Regions from separate parts of the Homo sapiens genome. Here region 1 is linked to region 2. A link is a loop called in an ENCODE intact Hi-C map of the cell type or tissue named here. Cell type or tissue: tibial artery. All regions are shown on one strand. Each heading gives the region's core, and the rest is flanking DNA. Links, peaks and the distances in the headings are about the cores only.

What was found. Hi-C counts contacts between places; a loop is a spot of excess contacts. Peaks named below come from ENCODE experiments on the same cell type or tissue, not always from the same donor. Only the 100,000 strongest peaks of a DNase experiment are listed, where the experiment ranks them.
Region 1: it touches region 2 in a loop (1.9-fold over the local background); 45 of 110 quality-filtered maps call a loop at or near these places.

The regions. Positions count from the first base shown.
Region 1 is chr12:67,413,159-67,417,557 of GRCh38, forward strand. The region is part of intron 1 of LOC105369812 (a long non-coding RNA gene); the gene reads left to right. Among named protein-coding and RNA genes, the nearest start is that of LINC02420, 27 kb to the right of the region's middle. In tibial artery, for the core only: no CTCF peak of the experiment used is centred there; no DNase peak of the experiment used is centred there; H3K27ac peaks cover 506 bases.
Region 2 is chr12:67,363,132-67,367,530 of GRCh38, forward strand. No RefSeq gene overlaps it. Among named protein-coding and RNA genes, the nearest start is that of LINC02420, 77 kb to the right of the region's middle. In tibial artery, for the core only: no CTCF peak of the experiment used is centred there; no DNase peak of the experiment used is centred there.

The DNA.
Region 1 (4,399 bases), core at 244-4,243, 50 kb after region 2:
CCTTTATTCCTAAGGAAGTTTCCTGGCAGGGAATGGAAGTCCATTTCCCAAGTCCTTCAGAGGCTCTGCCAATACTTTTAGATGTGCTTCACAACTGCCAATCTTTCTCCAATTAACGTTCCATTTATGGAACTAAATGACTTCCCCTTTGAATATAAATTCTCCTCTATAACGTTTCCTCAGTTTTTTTCTTTAAAACCTTATTCTAGAAAATATTAATAGGCACTCAATGAAAAAGGAGTCTCATCAAAGAACATATTCAGGAAATACTGAGCTAAACAAGAGTCATACTGGTTTTTTCTTCAGTGCGTGACTTTTCAGAGCACTTAATATGTTAATGTGCATCTTCAGTTTCCAAGAGGGGAGAAACAAAATACAGCGTTTCCAGAACTTACTTAGTTATGGGTTCCTTTTTGCCAAGATCATCTACTAGGCTAGTGTTCTATGAAACCTTCTTTGGGAAAGGATGCTGCCTGGTGACTAGAGCAGTCCTGTGTTCAGCACTGGAAGCTTGGTTCTGCTTCACATATTTTGAGACAAGCAGATGTGTTCATTGGTTTGTCACAGGACAATCTAGTTCCATTCCCTAAGGCACTTTTACTGAAAGGCTGAGTCAGTTTTTTGCAATCAGGCACAACACTCCCTGTACCTGACTGAGCTTGCAATTCTAGCTCTGTGATGAGCGTCGCTGTTCTAGCTCTAAGTGTTGGCCTGGGGGCAGCATCCTGTGTCTGTCAGGGGGCAATGTGCCCCACTCAGGCAATACATGGGAAAGGAGGACCTGGAGTACTGCCGTGATGGACTTAAGTGACGTTGGTGTAAGAGCAGTCCATTTTCCATTTAAGCTGACTGGGAAACAGCAGCAGTTACAAATGACAGCTATGTCTGCAGAGGCTGACTTTCTCTTCATCCTCCCTTCTTTCTGGCTTTTGAGGGTAACCAGGGGAGCAGCAAAGAACAGTGTTTTCTTTATCTCGTAAATGGGTGTCATTCTTCAGCAGGTGTTACAGATCCGGGCCTCTCAGTCTTGAAGGTGCACGGGAATTCCCTGGGGATCATGGTAAATGCAGGTTTCAGGGCCTCACTTCTAGAAATCCTTATATGGCAGATCTGGAATGAGACATTGTCATCTGTAGTTATTTTTATCTTTATGCCTTTGCTCTCATATACTTGAGTTAATTTCCTAAAAATAACTATTTTCTTACATAATCACAGTACAATGATCAAAATTAGTAAATTAGACTTGTTATGATAGTGTTATCTAAATCTATAGATCTTATTCTAATCTCTCTAATTGTCCCAATCATTTACTTTCTAGCAAACCCTCCCTGAAAAAACAGCTCTGACTCAGGCCAAAGGGGCCAGATGTTCGAGGTTATCAAATTACCCCAGGCCTAAGACAATAGGAAGCAATGGAATATGGTGGAAATGGTGGCTAACTCGGGTGAATCCCCTGCCTAAAGACATTTACATTGAAATTTCTTAAACACAATACCAGCCTATGTTGTGGTCTCGCATGCACCCCACTTTCAGCTTCTCTGTGCCTTGCCCATACCTGCTACTATATCTTTGTAGTTTGAGGCTTCCCAAGCTACGTGATTTCCCTGTCCACAGCTCTCTCGCTCCCCTAACAGAATACCCCACTGTGCCAGGCATCACAACCATTATGCCTAAAGTCAGTTATTATGCCCATGAGGCAATCTTCGATCCATTCAGACAAATGGATAAATGCTGGTTAGAAATGCTAGGTGGGCTTGTGAGTTTTTAAGCTTATTAAACACAAGACAAAATATTGCCTTTTAAACTAGCTGCTGCAATGCTGTTGAAGTGGTTTGTGTCAAAAAACACTCCCTGAAAACTAAGGAGGTGGTTCTGGTAGCTGGTGAGAATCAGGTATCATCCCAGTAATTCAACGTTTCTTAGGAAAACAGCAGGCAATAGAAACACAATAAAGTTTTGATTAGATGCAACTAGAAGAAATTGCCTTCCTTCAGAAAGGCATTCTCTTCTTTCGTGTTTTGAGGAAGTTGGCTATGTAGAAGACAGAAGTCTGACTTTTCTGCTTACTGGAACCTGGGCCATTAAAGCCACATTGCTAGCACTCCCATTGATTTGGTGATTTAACTCTGAGAGAGTAACTTCATTTTTAATTTCGTGGAGGGCATCTCCCCCATGGCTTCCAAGTACGATCTATGGTTCCCAATTAATCGAAACAACTTCCTTGTCACCTTTGCTCCCTTTCCCTGATATCATCTTAATATCAGGCAATGGTTCTGGAAAACAAAAGACATCTTCAGTTTGAATTATGTGTGTGGCAGTGGAGGGTGGCTTCTAGAATGTATGCACATTTAGGAAAATGGTTTGATTATTTAAAACTATGTTCTTTCTATGTAATGGTTCCCAGGCATCGAATCAATGCCAGGGCACTAACTGTATTAGAACTTTATTGAAGAGACATCTAGTGGGGCTGAGGCAGAAAATTGTCACTCTGAATTCTGCATCATCGGGGCTGGAGGATTCAGTGCCAAGAGGGACCTCTAGTGTTCTGCGAAGGTTCAGGCTTGATAATGTGAAGATTCTTCAGATGCCTTTTCCTATTTTCCATGTGTCAAACAAGAGCATACTTTTATTCAAAACTTGCCATTCTGCCTATGAAATAAAGAGGCATAGCCTATTCATAATTTCTGTCTAGGTGTTTTTAAGTCGATGAATTTAAATAAAGAAAATGTTTTCCATGGAGCACCAGGATACATTGTTTCCGTAGGCCTATAATACCAGATCTTATGTATTGTGCTCTCTACAGATTGGCACCAGGCTCAGCACTGCACATGGGTTACTTCATTTTTGTTTTTGAAATGGAGTTTTGCTCTTGTCGTCCAGGCTGGAGTGCAATGGAGCAATGTTGGCTCACTGCAATCTCTGCCTCCTGGGTTCAAGTGATTCTCCTGCCTCCACCTCCCTAACAGCTGGCATTACAGGTGCACGCCACCATGCCCAGCTAATTTTTGTATTTTTAATAGAGACAGGGTTTCGCCACGTTGGCCAGGCTGTCTTGAACTCCTGACCTCAGGTGATCCACCCGCCTCAGACTTCCAAAGTGCTGGGATTACAGGCGTGAGCCACCGTGCCTGGCCAGGTTGCTTCTTTTAACCATTATTAATTGTACTATTATTTTTCATTTTTCCAGTGAAGACACTGAGACAAATGAAGGTGAAGTTACCAAGTGTAGGTAACTCTTAAGTGGCAGGGCCTGACGTTGGTCTCATATCTCCCTTAATTCCAAAGCCTGTTTTCTGACCTGGCAAACTTTTAGCATAAATCTGAAGGGTAGACTAAAAGGTCACCCTTCCTCCTTCCCTGCTTCTCTCCCTTTTTTTTCTCCTTCCCTTTCTTCCTTCCTCCCTCCTTTTCCTTCTAGTTTCCTCCTAAAGGGAAACTTTTTCTTCCTTCCAGTCTTTTCTTTATTCTCCCAAACTGGCAAATATATCCATTTTCCATCAGAAGCTTGGTGACATTTGCAGAGGGAGTGGATTTTTTTTTGTCAGGGTTACACTAGGAATGGCATTTTGACAACTGCCAGGAATTGGCATGTTTTGTCTTGACATTGCTAAATAATCTCCCACATGAAATCAAAGCAGATATTTCATATGTCACTGCTGGGTAATGGCTTTTCTTGGGTTGTATCCAATCCAGAGAATGGACATTGTTTTATTTCCCTGATGAAAACTGTTATTTGGCCCTTTCTAGCTCTTAAATTATTCTATCTTAGAATTTCTATCTCAGCTGAAGAGGTAAATCTGTTTTAAAGAACAGGTGCTTTTTGCTAAAACAGAGGCATTGAGGTGAAGTGAATCATTCATTAGAAGTTGAACATTTGGAAGCCTTTAAACTTAATATAGTGCCTGGAATCTCATGGCTTCCTCAATCATTATTATTATTATTTTTATTTTTTGCTTTGTTTTGTTTCAGTTTTGAACAGAACCTAGGAGGAAGCTTTTTAGGCCTTTTGCTTAAAAACATATGATTAGGGCTGGGCGAGGTGGCTCACGCCTGTAATCCCAGCACTTTGGGAGGCCGAAGCGGGTGGATCACGAGGTCAAGAGCTTGAGACCAGCCTGGCCAACATGATGAAATCCCGTCTCCACTAAAAACACAAAAATTAGCTGGGCATGGTGGCACGTGGCTGTAATACCACCTACTCGGGAGGCTGAGGCAGGATAATTGCTTGAACCTGGGAGGTGGGGGTTGCAGTGAGCCAAGATCGCACCACTGCACTCCAGCATGGCAACAGAGTGAGACTCCATCTAAAACAAAACAAAACAAAACAAAACAACAAAAAACAAAAACAAAAGCAACAACAAAAAACATCCGATTAGGCCTTATATGGGGAGGTTGTGAT
Region 2 (4,399 bases), core at 255-4,254:
TATCCTGAGAGTTAGAGAATTGGTTAGTGTGAGACCTTCCTCCCCTCACCAATGTTTGGTGTTCTGTGGATAGAAACAGATCACAGTAGCTAGAAGACACACAAGAGACCTGAATACATTGTAGAGGGCCAGGCAAAACCATTGCAGGGGAGGAAAAATTGCCTCCTTCTACCTTTCTAGGTTCTTGCTGGTGTAGAAATTAAATTGACATAGGATTAACAGAAGAAAACAATTTTAATTATGTGCATGGGAGTCCCACAAAAGTATGATACCTAAAGAAGTTGTCAGATGATTAAGGTTTATGTGTCACCTGGAACTACAGAAAAGAATAGAGATTTGGGGTTGGGGGACAAGAGTGGAGGCAAATTACAGGAGGCTGGGAGGAAAGGCCAAATTAAGAGGAGATGGCCATGAAAAGCAGGTTAAACAAAAGTAAGATTTGTTATGCCTTCACCATTGATTGAGTCTCGAGATTTAGTTGTCTTTTTCTTTCTGGTGCAGAGAGGGAAACACCATTACAAATGGAAGTTTTCTTTATTGATGTAAATTTCTCTTAAAAAGGGTAACTTTTTAGACATTCTGTGTCTGCAGTTTCTCAGAATAACCAGCTCAAAATAATCAATATGCCAAAAAGGCACATTTTAGGGTGGCATATTCTGATCTCCCGCAGTCATATTTTGGTGTGGTGTGTCCTGAACCCATCATTTGTTCTTCAACATCAGCAAAAACCTGGAGAACTCAACCATTGCTGAGGCTTATTTGCAATGGTCAGCATCCAGTCTGGAAAACAGAACCCATGCCAGGCAGTAGAGGGCATTTATTATGGAAACTAGTTGAAGAGGCATTGGAAAAGTGAAAAGGGGGAAAAGGTGAGGCAACCTCGAGAGTAACAAAAGCAAGAAGACTTCATCACTCCTAGAGCTTCAGTAACTCCCTGTGGGCAAGATGTTCAACCCAGCTACTCTGTATTTCTCTAAAGTACTGGTTATGTAACAAGGAAAAGAGAATGGAGGTATCTGAGGAATAAAGACTCACTGATAAAATGAATGAGAATGAATGTAAGATTTGACCTTACATTAAGTCAGGAGTGGTAAAGCAGCCAGGGGCAAAACTTTGAGAACAGCAGCCAAGGGGGAATGGTCTTGGAGAGGCCTGGGACTGTTCTGGCCAGGTGAGGTGGTCTCCACCCACAGGGAGGTGAGGATTTGGACTCAGAGCTCTTGGCTTATCTCAAGTGTGAAAGAGAACCAGCTGTGTTTATTTACATTTCTAGGAGAAGAAGCTATCTGGGAGGCCATTCTTGACATGCAAACCACCTGGGGGGTCTGGCACCAGCATTTCTGGTGGCACTATTGATGTTGGCAGTTCTAATTACTCCAAAACACTTTTTCCCAGAGAGCATCAGTGAGGCCATAATTAAGGCAGGGTGTGAAGAGGCTTTGAGGAAAAATTCTCACTGTGCTTCAGTGGAGTTAATGCTTATTTTCTGCAAGTGATATTTCAAGAAGATAAGAACAGGTTCTAGTTTCCCCTAATATCCTCACCTAACTTCATCTAAAGAGACAGGTCTCAGCCAAGGTCTGCTGGTACTTTTGGGGGAAGTGTTCCCATCGTTTCCATCATTCTCTGCTTTGAGCTATAAGAAATGAAAGGAAAAAAATCATTTGAGACAAGATAAACAAAAAGAAATGATAGCTTTGTAAATGGTAATATATACTCCTACAGCATTGGTGTGAAAATACTATTTCCTGCACTATCAAAGCCAAGGTCAGGGATTTTATTTTAGGCAAAATTGTAAATGACGATTCAGAAGTCATTTAGTTAATAGAGGTACCCCTTGCCCTATTTACACTTTTCCCGTCCTCATTAACTTCTCCACCACTGTTGCTACCATCATAATTTATTTGGGGGGTATTGTGTGCTAGGATTTGTAAAACTGGTTGACTTTCTTGCTTATTAACATTTTTTATAAAAATATTTGAGGTAAGATAGGTTGAAAAAGATGACAAACAGTAAAATCCAGGGATTATTTGTGGATTTCACCATTCTGGGCCTATCCTATTCTTTTTAATCATCTATAAGCATTTATGATTATAATGCAAGGAATTCTTCATTTCTGGAAGTTATTATTTTTATCTTTTCTGGAAGTGAAATTACTTTTGGAATTCAGTAATTTCTTATCTGAAGAAAAATGTTCTCTTATCACAAATTCCCACTTTAGGACAAAAATGCTATTGAAGTTACAGTATTTAAATTTTTCTGTGGGATGAAACTTTGATTTTCATACTTTCAACTGGCATTTCTTATACAGTTGTGGTGCTGGGGGAGAAAAACATACAGCCAATGGGTCTCCAGAAGAAAAGGTCCCTAGAGTATTAACCCCTTCCTTCCACAGAGGAAGCCATACTCACGAGTGCACTTTGCTCATTGGGTAGTCAAAGCCCCATGAGCAGCCTAAATGCTATAATTTAGGAGGTCCCAGTCCTAACCTGTCCTTGTCCCCAGATGCCTCTCCCATGCAAAAAAAGTCTTCTGTTCGATGGCTGCCTGAAATTCTGCCCATTTGTTCTTTGTTTGAATTATCATCCTGGGCTTCTTTTTAAAATGCACATATTTCTGGGTGGGTTAGACAGTCATTGCCAGATAAGAATTGATTTTCAACCAGATTGCTTTCTGGGGACTCTAAGGCTTCTTGGAGGTTATAATGCGAGACAACACAGGGCAGCATTTCTGGAGCGTCTTTGAGGGGGCCAGAGAGAAAAGTGCCAAGCTGTGTACAAGGAGCATGCAATAGCAAAGAAGGCACCAGGGCCAATTTGGCTTATTGGAAATTTTGCCCAGAACATATCCTGTTGTTGACTGAACCATAACTACTACTAGAAATAATATTCCTCATTTGCAGAACTAGTAAAAACATCTTTGGAACTGTATTTCCAATTAAATGAATGACTATTTATTAAGCCATTATCATATACGGGATATTGAGTAAGGTAGTGTTGGTATTTACTGAGCATCTATTTATTACATGATATAAGTTTTGCATACATTATTTTACTTAATCTCCTCATCAACCCATTTTGCAGGCGATGAAACCTAAAGCAAGAGAAGTCAAGTTACTAGGTAGGGAGTGACAGACCTAGAATTCAAGTCTAGTTCTAGCCTTGTATTTTTAGAAACCATGTTTCTGAGCTTTTAATCAGGTCTGTGTGAAACTGCCTTTGCAAAAATTATGAAAGAGAAAAACCTGATTTAGGAAAATTATGACAATAAAAGAAATCTGACCTAACTGATTTCCTCTTGCTTTTAACCCTAAGCTGCCCTTGTTCATTCCTGGGAGTAGGCTAACTATGGGAAGAATTTAGTTATAGTTCAATTTAGAAACAAAGGATACAAACTCCTTCCTTGTTTGTACATCAGACTGCCTTTGTAAAACTAACCAATTAGCCACAAGATTAGAAATTATGACTCGGGAGTCATGCAGCCAGAGGCCACAAGATTCCTAACCTCCCAGCTGGATAACATCACTATTGTAAAATCTAAGATTGGTGTTCGAGGTATTTTTCAGATCCTGCATTCTGACGGACCAGCTGGTGCCACTTAGACCAATAAATTGCTTCATCTGGTCTTGTGGGCCCCACCCAGAAATTGACTCAGGACAAGAAGACAGCTTCGACCCCCCACTGCGTGATTTCATCCCTGACCCAACCAATCAGCATTCCCCATTTCCTAGGCCTCTGCCTGCCAAGCTATCATTAAAAATCCCTAGCGTCCAAATTTTCAGGGAGCTGATTTGAGTGATAATAACCTCCTGTCCTCTTGCTTAGCTGGCTCTGCATTTATTAAACACTCTGTTGCAAAAACCCACTGTCCTTGGTGCATTGGCTCTTCTGAGCAGTTGGCAAGATGAACCTTGGGTGATTACATATGTGTCTAGAAGAGAGCTAATATATTGTGGTGGGATCATCTTTCTGCAGAGCACATAACACTTTTTAAAAAGCACTGAGTAATTACATGATGGGGAAATACCATAGACAATCTAGTGCCAGGTCTTGTGTGTCTCCCTTGGGTAAAATTATCTTCTATAATAAGGTCATGTTAATTTTTTAGATGCAAATAACATGTACATAGGATATGAGACATTGCAGAACTCACAGCTGAGGTACACATGTGCTGCTAGTTAAAAACATTGAGAGACGGCCGGGTGCGATGGCTCACACTTGTAATCCCAGCACTTTGGGAGGCTGAGGCGGGCAGATCGCCTGAGGTCAGGAGTTCGAGACCAGCCTGGTCAACATGGTGAAACCTTGTCTTTACTAAAAATACAAAAATTAGAGAGGTGTGGTGGCAGGCGCCTATAATCCCAGCTACTCGGGAGGCTGAGGCAGGAAAGTTGCTTGAA